Linked DNA regions of Homo sapiens: region 2 is linked to region 1. Evidence: read pairs that join two places in POLR2A ChIA-PET (ENCODE). Cell type or tissue: MCF 10A. All regions are shown on one strand. Each heading gives the region's core, and the rest is flanking DNA. Links, peaks and the distances in the headings are about the cores only. Region 1 has its middle 73 kb from the start of FEM1C. Region 2 overlaps TMED7-TICAM2 (TMED7-TICAM2 readthrough).

Region 1 (2,926 bases), core at 212-2,711:
TACTTCAAAATGCACCAAAATTAGGAAGAAGTAATGGATGGGTAGAGGGATAGCTGAATGGACAGATGCAACAAAGCACAGATAGTAAAACTATAATGATAGAATTTAGGTGGGGCTATGCCAGTGTTCACTAAAAAGTGCCCTCAACTGTGCCATATGAGATTTTTCATAATAAAATGTTAGAAAAAAATAACCTAGAGCCAAGCCTGGATTTCTGCCCAAGAGCTTCGATCAGCCCATGGCACCTGCTTCCCTCGGGGCCTCCATGAGAGGACCCATTGCCTAAGGGTATGAGTGCTCCTTCTCTGTAGGACTTCTAAGCTGAGACAGGCACACTCTTCTTTTGTGGCAATTCCCCTCCTGGGCAAACAAGGCTCACCCTTTCTCATAAAAAGGGAAGCAAGATTTCCTCTAGCTCATTCCCCTCATTTTAATGAGAGCCAAAGCTAAAGAGGCCACAGGGAACAGTTCTGAAATAATCCCTTTCTTCAGCTGTCATCGCCTCTACTCCCAGCTGCTCCCTTGGCTTCGGCAGCTCCTTTCCTCTAACAGTCATTTTAGCACCCTTGCCCCTCCCTTGGCCTCCCTCTCTCCTCTTGGCCTCGTTTCTGGGCCCAGCAAGCCGTGGAAACATCTGAGATTCCTCTTTTGCCTTCCCTCTTTTAATCTTATCTGAGACAAGTCCAGGGGTTTAAGCAGACTTCTCTAATTATGGTTTTAGTCTGTTTAATAAATTAATCAGGCACATCAAATCTGCTCCTGCTCTTAAACTCTGACTTCAGTCCATTTTTGCATAATAATAGCTCCTGTCATTTGCATTTGCTTTTCTTAATTCCAAGCCCCTTTCGTTCTCTATTCATTGCTCTATATACATTTTCACAAGCTAGATTGGCAAGTATTATTTCTGTTTCACAGATGGAGACTCTGGGAGATGTTACAAATTAAGAGTTATTGAGTTCCTACTGTGTGCACTCACTGTGCTGTCTGCTTCTATGTACACAGTCCCGCTTGAAATCCACAACCTCTTTGTGAGGTGTCTATTGTATGGGCACCACTTTTGCAAATGAGGAAACTGAGGCCCAGAGAGAATATTTTCTGAGGTACAACCACCAGATGGTAATTGCCATGAGAAGTGCAGTCCCACAGAATGTCAGAGCAGGAGGGATGTTGGTAGCTTCCTAGGCCAACTTCTATATTTTCTGGTTGAGGATATTAAGGCCTAGAGAGTTAAGTGAGCTATTTAGAAGCGAAGCTAGAATTAGAACTCAGGTCTAAATTTTCTGACTTGGCCCAATTTAGCAAATGAGAAACTCCACATAGCTCCAGACATATGGGGAAAGTTGGAGTGTTACACGCCCTCAGGGTATCTGGATGCCACTCTGTGCTGGCAGTGCACTTTTAAAATCTGGCATGAGCTGAGTTGGGTTGTCTTGAAAACTTAGCCACTCACAGCCTGTGAGGCCCTCGGGCAGCCCAGACATAACCGATGTTCCCTTGTGCAATACTCGTCTCCTGTGCCAGGAGGCTTTGAAAGCAGGAGAAGCATCAACAGTTGCAGTATAAACATGGGAATGGGGAGTGAATGGAAAAACATGGTGCATAGACCCCAGACCAGCTGGGCACCAGGGTCTGTTCCTTTACAGCTCACACCTGCCACATCTCGATTCAGTTTGATTGGGCTTGAGGGTGAATGGGGAATACAAAGCTGGATTTTTTCATTGGCCTGGGATTTGCATCACTTCCATGCCAATAGCATAAACTTGCTTGTCTGATACACTTTGCATATGGCTGTTCACACCCAAGTGTCGCAGACAGAAAGAGTCTTACTTCTGAGCTGATAGAGCTGATATTTGCTTTCCTTTCCTAACAGAGTTGAGAGTTAGGTCAGAGGTTTATTTGGTTTATTTATTTGTATATTTAGTTGCTTGTATATTTGCTAAAATTGCTTAGTCCTCTAACACCATGGGGCTCCTATCATTGAGGGGGAACCATGCCTTATAAACTGTCCTGTGGACAAGTGGCTCATAAGTCTGAATGTTGTATAACAAGGGATTCTGTCAGGCTGGACTTTAAGGTTGTTTGGACTCCCAATCAGCAGAGGACTCACCTCTCACTAGAGGTGTGACTGAAAAGAGAGAGCACTGATCCTGCCACCGTGCAACTTGGATTGGACTAGTGATGCCCACATATGGTATTTTGTAAGGTGGAATGAGTCAGACATTGGTAAATGCACTACTTCCAGACTCTTGGTATATGACCATTATTGGGCTCCATAAGGCTGGATCAGTCCCTTGGTGTTGGGATGGGATTTCCCAGAAAAGAATGGATATCCTCATGACCAGTCTTCCTAGAGCAGATTATTTCTAGACAATGTGACCATGAAGCTGAAAATCAAATTGGGGCTATTTGGGGAGTGAGGGGGGAACTATTAATAATTACTAATAATTACACTGAGACATCAAGTGTAAACTGGGACGGATGGTCATTCTCCTCTTACAGTACTAAGAGGTGAGATAAGGGAAAATACTGCCTCTCTGGGCTGGGAGGTAGAAGCCTGGAGCACTTCCCTGCCACAATGGGCCCTAGAGAAGAACAGGGACATAATGGACCCTGAGGGCAGGTCTGGGTCTTGGCACTTACTAGAAGCTACTCCCTGAATTGTACTTCTGATTCATTATCCATTATATATATTTATGAGGCATAGTCTCACTCTATTGCCCAGGCTGGAGTGCAGTGGCGCGATCACAGCTCACTGTAGCCTCAAACTCCTGGGTTCAAGCAATTCTCATGCCTCAGCCTCCCTAGTAGCTGAGATTACAGGCCTGCCACAACTCCCAGCCAATTTTTGTATTTTTAGTGGAGACGAGGTTTTACCATGTTGGCCAGGCTAGTCTCGAACCCTTGGCCTCAAGCAATCCACCCACCT
Region 2 (2,926 bases), core at 141-2,640, 140 kb before region 1:
GCATTGTCATCTGGAGCTCACAGTTCTCTTCTAAATTAATCAGATTGTTGATAAAACTTAGTTCCTTGAAGCTGTAGAACTGAGGTCCTCAGCTACTTAGGGCTGCTCTTTTATATAAGCAGTGTAACGTGACATGCCTTTTTAAGGTCAGCAGAACTTCTGACTAGAATCTGTTTCAGAGAAGGCCAGAAAGAGTTCACTTGGTTAGGTCAGAGTCACCTGGGATAGTCTCCCTTTTGATTAAGTCAGAGTCAACTAAATAGGCACCTTAATTGCATCTGCAAAATCCTTTCACTTTTGCCATATTCTCTTACTAAATGTAACAGGCGTTGTCCACACAAAGGTATGGATATGGGGCTTGGAAAGGATTTCAGGAACCATCTTAGAATTCTGCCTACTACTAACTCCATTCTACAAGTCTCAATATCTAGCATTTTAGTTATTCACTAACTGCAAAGTTTTTTATTTCATTATCATTACTACTTTGATCCATAGATACTATTTGGAACTATAATTTCCAAACATGAATATTTAAGTTTTCCTTTATTGTTGATTTTTAACATAATTGAATTGTGATCAGATGATATATTCTCTATATGATTTAAATTCTTTGAAATGTGTTAACAGTTGCTTTATGACATAATAAGTGGCTGGTTTTTATAAATTTTAGGATGCTTGAAAAGAGTTCTACAGTTATTTATGTTCATTAATCATTTTAGTCATGTTCATTAATTTTCAAGTCTTCAGTATCCTTAGTGATGATTTTTTTGTTTTTGGTATATATCTCTTGATTACTAAGAGAATTGTGTTAAAATGTAGCTAGCATGATTTTAGATGTGTTTGTGTGATTCTTTCAATTTCTCTCTTTTTCTATTTTGTATTGGGATACAAATGTATAATTGTTATATTTTCCAGGTTAATTGAAAGAAGCTTTATCATTACAAAATTATCTTTATTTCCACTAATAAATTTTGCCTTAAAATTAATTTTATTTGATATTAATGTAGCTATACCAGCTTTCGTTTGGCTAGCACTTGTGTCGTATATCATTTTCCACAGTTTTACTTTCAGTCTTTGTGTATATTTAGTTTTTAGAGGTGTCTCGTTTATATCATATTGTTGTTACTATTAGTATGTGTCCTATCTGTTCTATGTTCCTTTTTTTCTACTTTTTTTTTGATAGTTTTGTTTTTGTTACTCCTTTTTTTCTTCTACCTATCAGATGGGATGTTGTATATATTTCTGTTCATGGTTGTTCTAGAAATTTCATTATGCATCTCTGACTTATCAACGCCTAAACTCGCCCAGACTTCTGCGCAGTGCAGTAGCCTTAGAACACTTTAATCCCATTTACTTTCCTCCCAGCTTATATATGTGGTTGTCACATATGTTGTATCTCTTTAAATGTAAGTTATTACTGTTGTTTTATATAGTTAATATTGACTTAGATTTACCCACAAATTTGCCACCTTTCTTACTCTCCATTCCTTGCTGTGTCTTTGAGCTTCCATCTGGAGTAATTTTTCTTTTGCCTGAGTATATGTTTAGAATTTACTTTAGTGCAGGTCACCTGGTGGCACATTTACTTTGCTCTTGTTTTTTGAAATGTCGTTATTTTGCCTTCTTTTTGAAGGACTTTTTTTTTCTCCCTTGAAATGGATGGTTATCTGGAAAGGTAAAGATAACTTTCCCTTGTATTCTGACTTCCACTGTTACTGGGAAGAAGTCACCTGTCAGTCTTTTGCTCCATTTAGACTAATCCATTTTTTTTTCCTCTGGCTGCTTTCACGATTTTCTCTTTGTAATTATAATTTTTTTTTTTTGAGTTTCATTGTGTTGTATATACGTGAGGATTTTATTGTATTTTCCCACTTAGGCTTTGTTTGGCATCTTAGATCTGTGGGTTGATACATCAGTTCTGGAAAATTCTCAACCATCATTGATTTGTTCAAATTTTGTTTAGAATCTTACATCTATATCCATGAGCGATGTTGGTCTTTAGTTTTCTGTTTTTGTAATGTCTTTTGTCTGATTAGTATGATACTAATGCTGGCTTAATAGAATGATTTCAGAAGTATTCCCTCCTTTTGAATTTTTTTGAAGAGTATGTGTAGGATTGGTATCATTTCTTCCTTAAATGTTTTGGTAGAGTTCACCATTGAAGTCACCTGGACATGAAGTTTTCTTTTTCGGAACATTTTTCACTACACCTTAATTTCTTTGATAGATTTAGGGCTTTTAAAATAATCTGTTTCATCTTGACTGTTTGGCTTTTAAGGATTTTTTCCATTTCATATAAATTGTTGAATTTGCTGGCATAAAGTTGTTCATAATCTTTCCTTAGTAACCTTTTAATAACTGGAATGTCATGTCCCTCTCTCATTTCTAATATTGGTAATTTGCATCTGCTCTCTTTTTTCTTGACTTATCTGGCTAGAAGTTTATTGATTTTGAACGTCCTAGTAAACCATCTTTTGGTTTTATTTCTGGGGGAATAAAGTACCATAATCAAGCTTAGTAATCCTTCTTCTTACCTTCCTCCAGGATTTTGACTAGATGGGATTCTTTGTCTAATGAAGTGACCTAAACCTTCATTTCTACAGAATTGAGCCGTTGATAGGCCTGTCTTTACTGGGTTGCTGCAGTTTTCCACTGACTAGGACTGTTAGCACTAAGAGGCATTCCAGTGAATTTCCTCGTTTCCATATATAGCCTATATAGCCTTCTTGTTTCCATTGTAAAACAGAAACACAGTTTTCCTCTGATAACTGGAATTAGCTACCCTGGCCAGTCCATTGAGCTGCTTTTCTGTTACTTTAATGGCATGAGGAACCTCAAAAGGCCAGGGCCAGTCTCGGCTCCTAAATCATCAAAACATGATTATTTTTCCTGAAGGAAGTGTTCTACTCTTGGACTCTAGAATTTC

The links. Peaks named below come from ENCODE experiments on the same cell type or tissue, not always from the same donor. Only the 100,000 strongest peaks of a DNase experiment are listed, where the experiment ranks them.
Region 2: POLR2A ChIA-PET joins it to region 1 with 5 read pairs; 2 of 35 experiments call an interaction of 5 or more read pairs at or near these places.

The regions. Positions count from the first base shown.
Region 1 is chr5:115,470,400-115,473,325 of GRCh38, reverse strand. No RefSeq gene overlaps it. Among named protein-coding and RNA genes, the nearest start is that of FEM1C, 73 kb to the left of the region's middle. In MCF 10A, for the core only: no CTCF peak of the experiment used is centred there; DNase peaks (open chromatin) are centred at 1,485 and 2,195.
Region 2 is chr5:115,605,376-115,608,301 of GRCh38, reverse strand. The region is part of intron 3 of TMED7-TICAM2 (TMED7-TICAM2 readthrough); the gene reads left to right. The region is part of intron 2 of TICAM2-AS1 (TICAM2 antisense RNA 1); the gene reads right to left. Among named protein-coding and RNA genes, the nearest start is that of TICAM2, 4.4 kb to the right of the region's middle. In MCF 10A, for the core only: no CTCF peak of the experiment used is centred there; no DNase peak of the experiment used is centred there.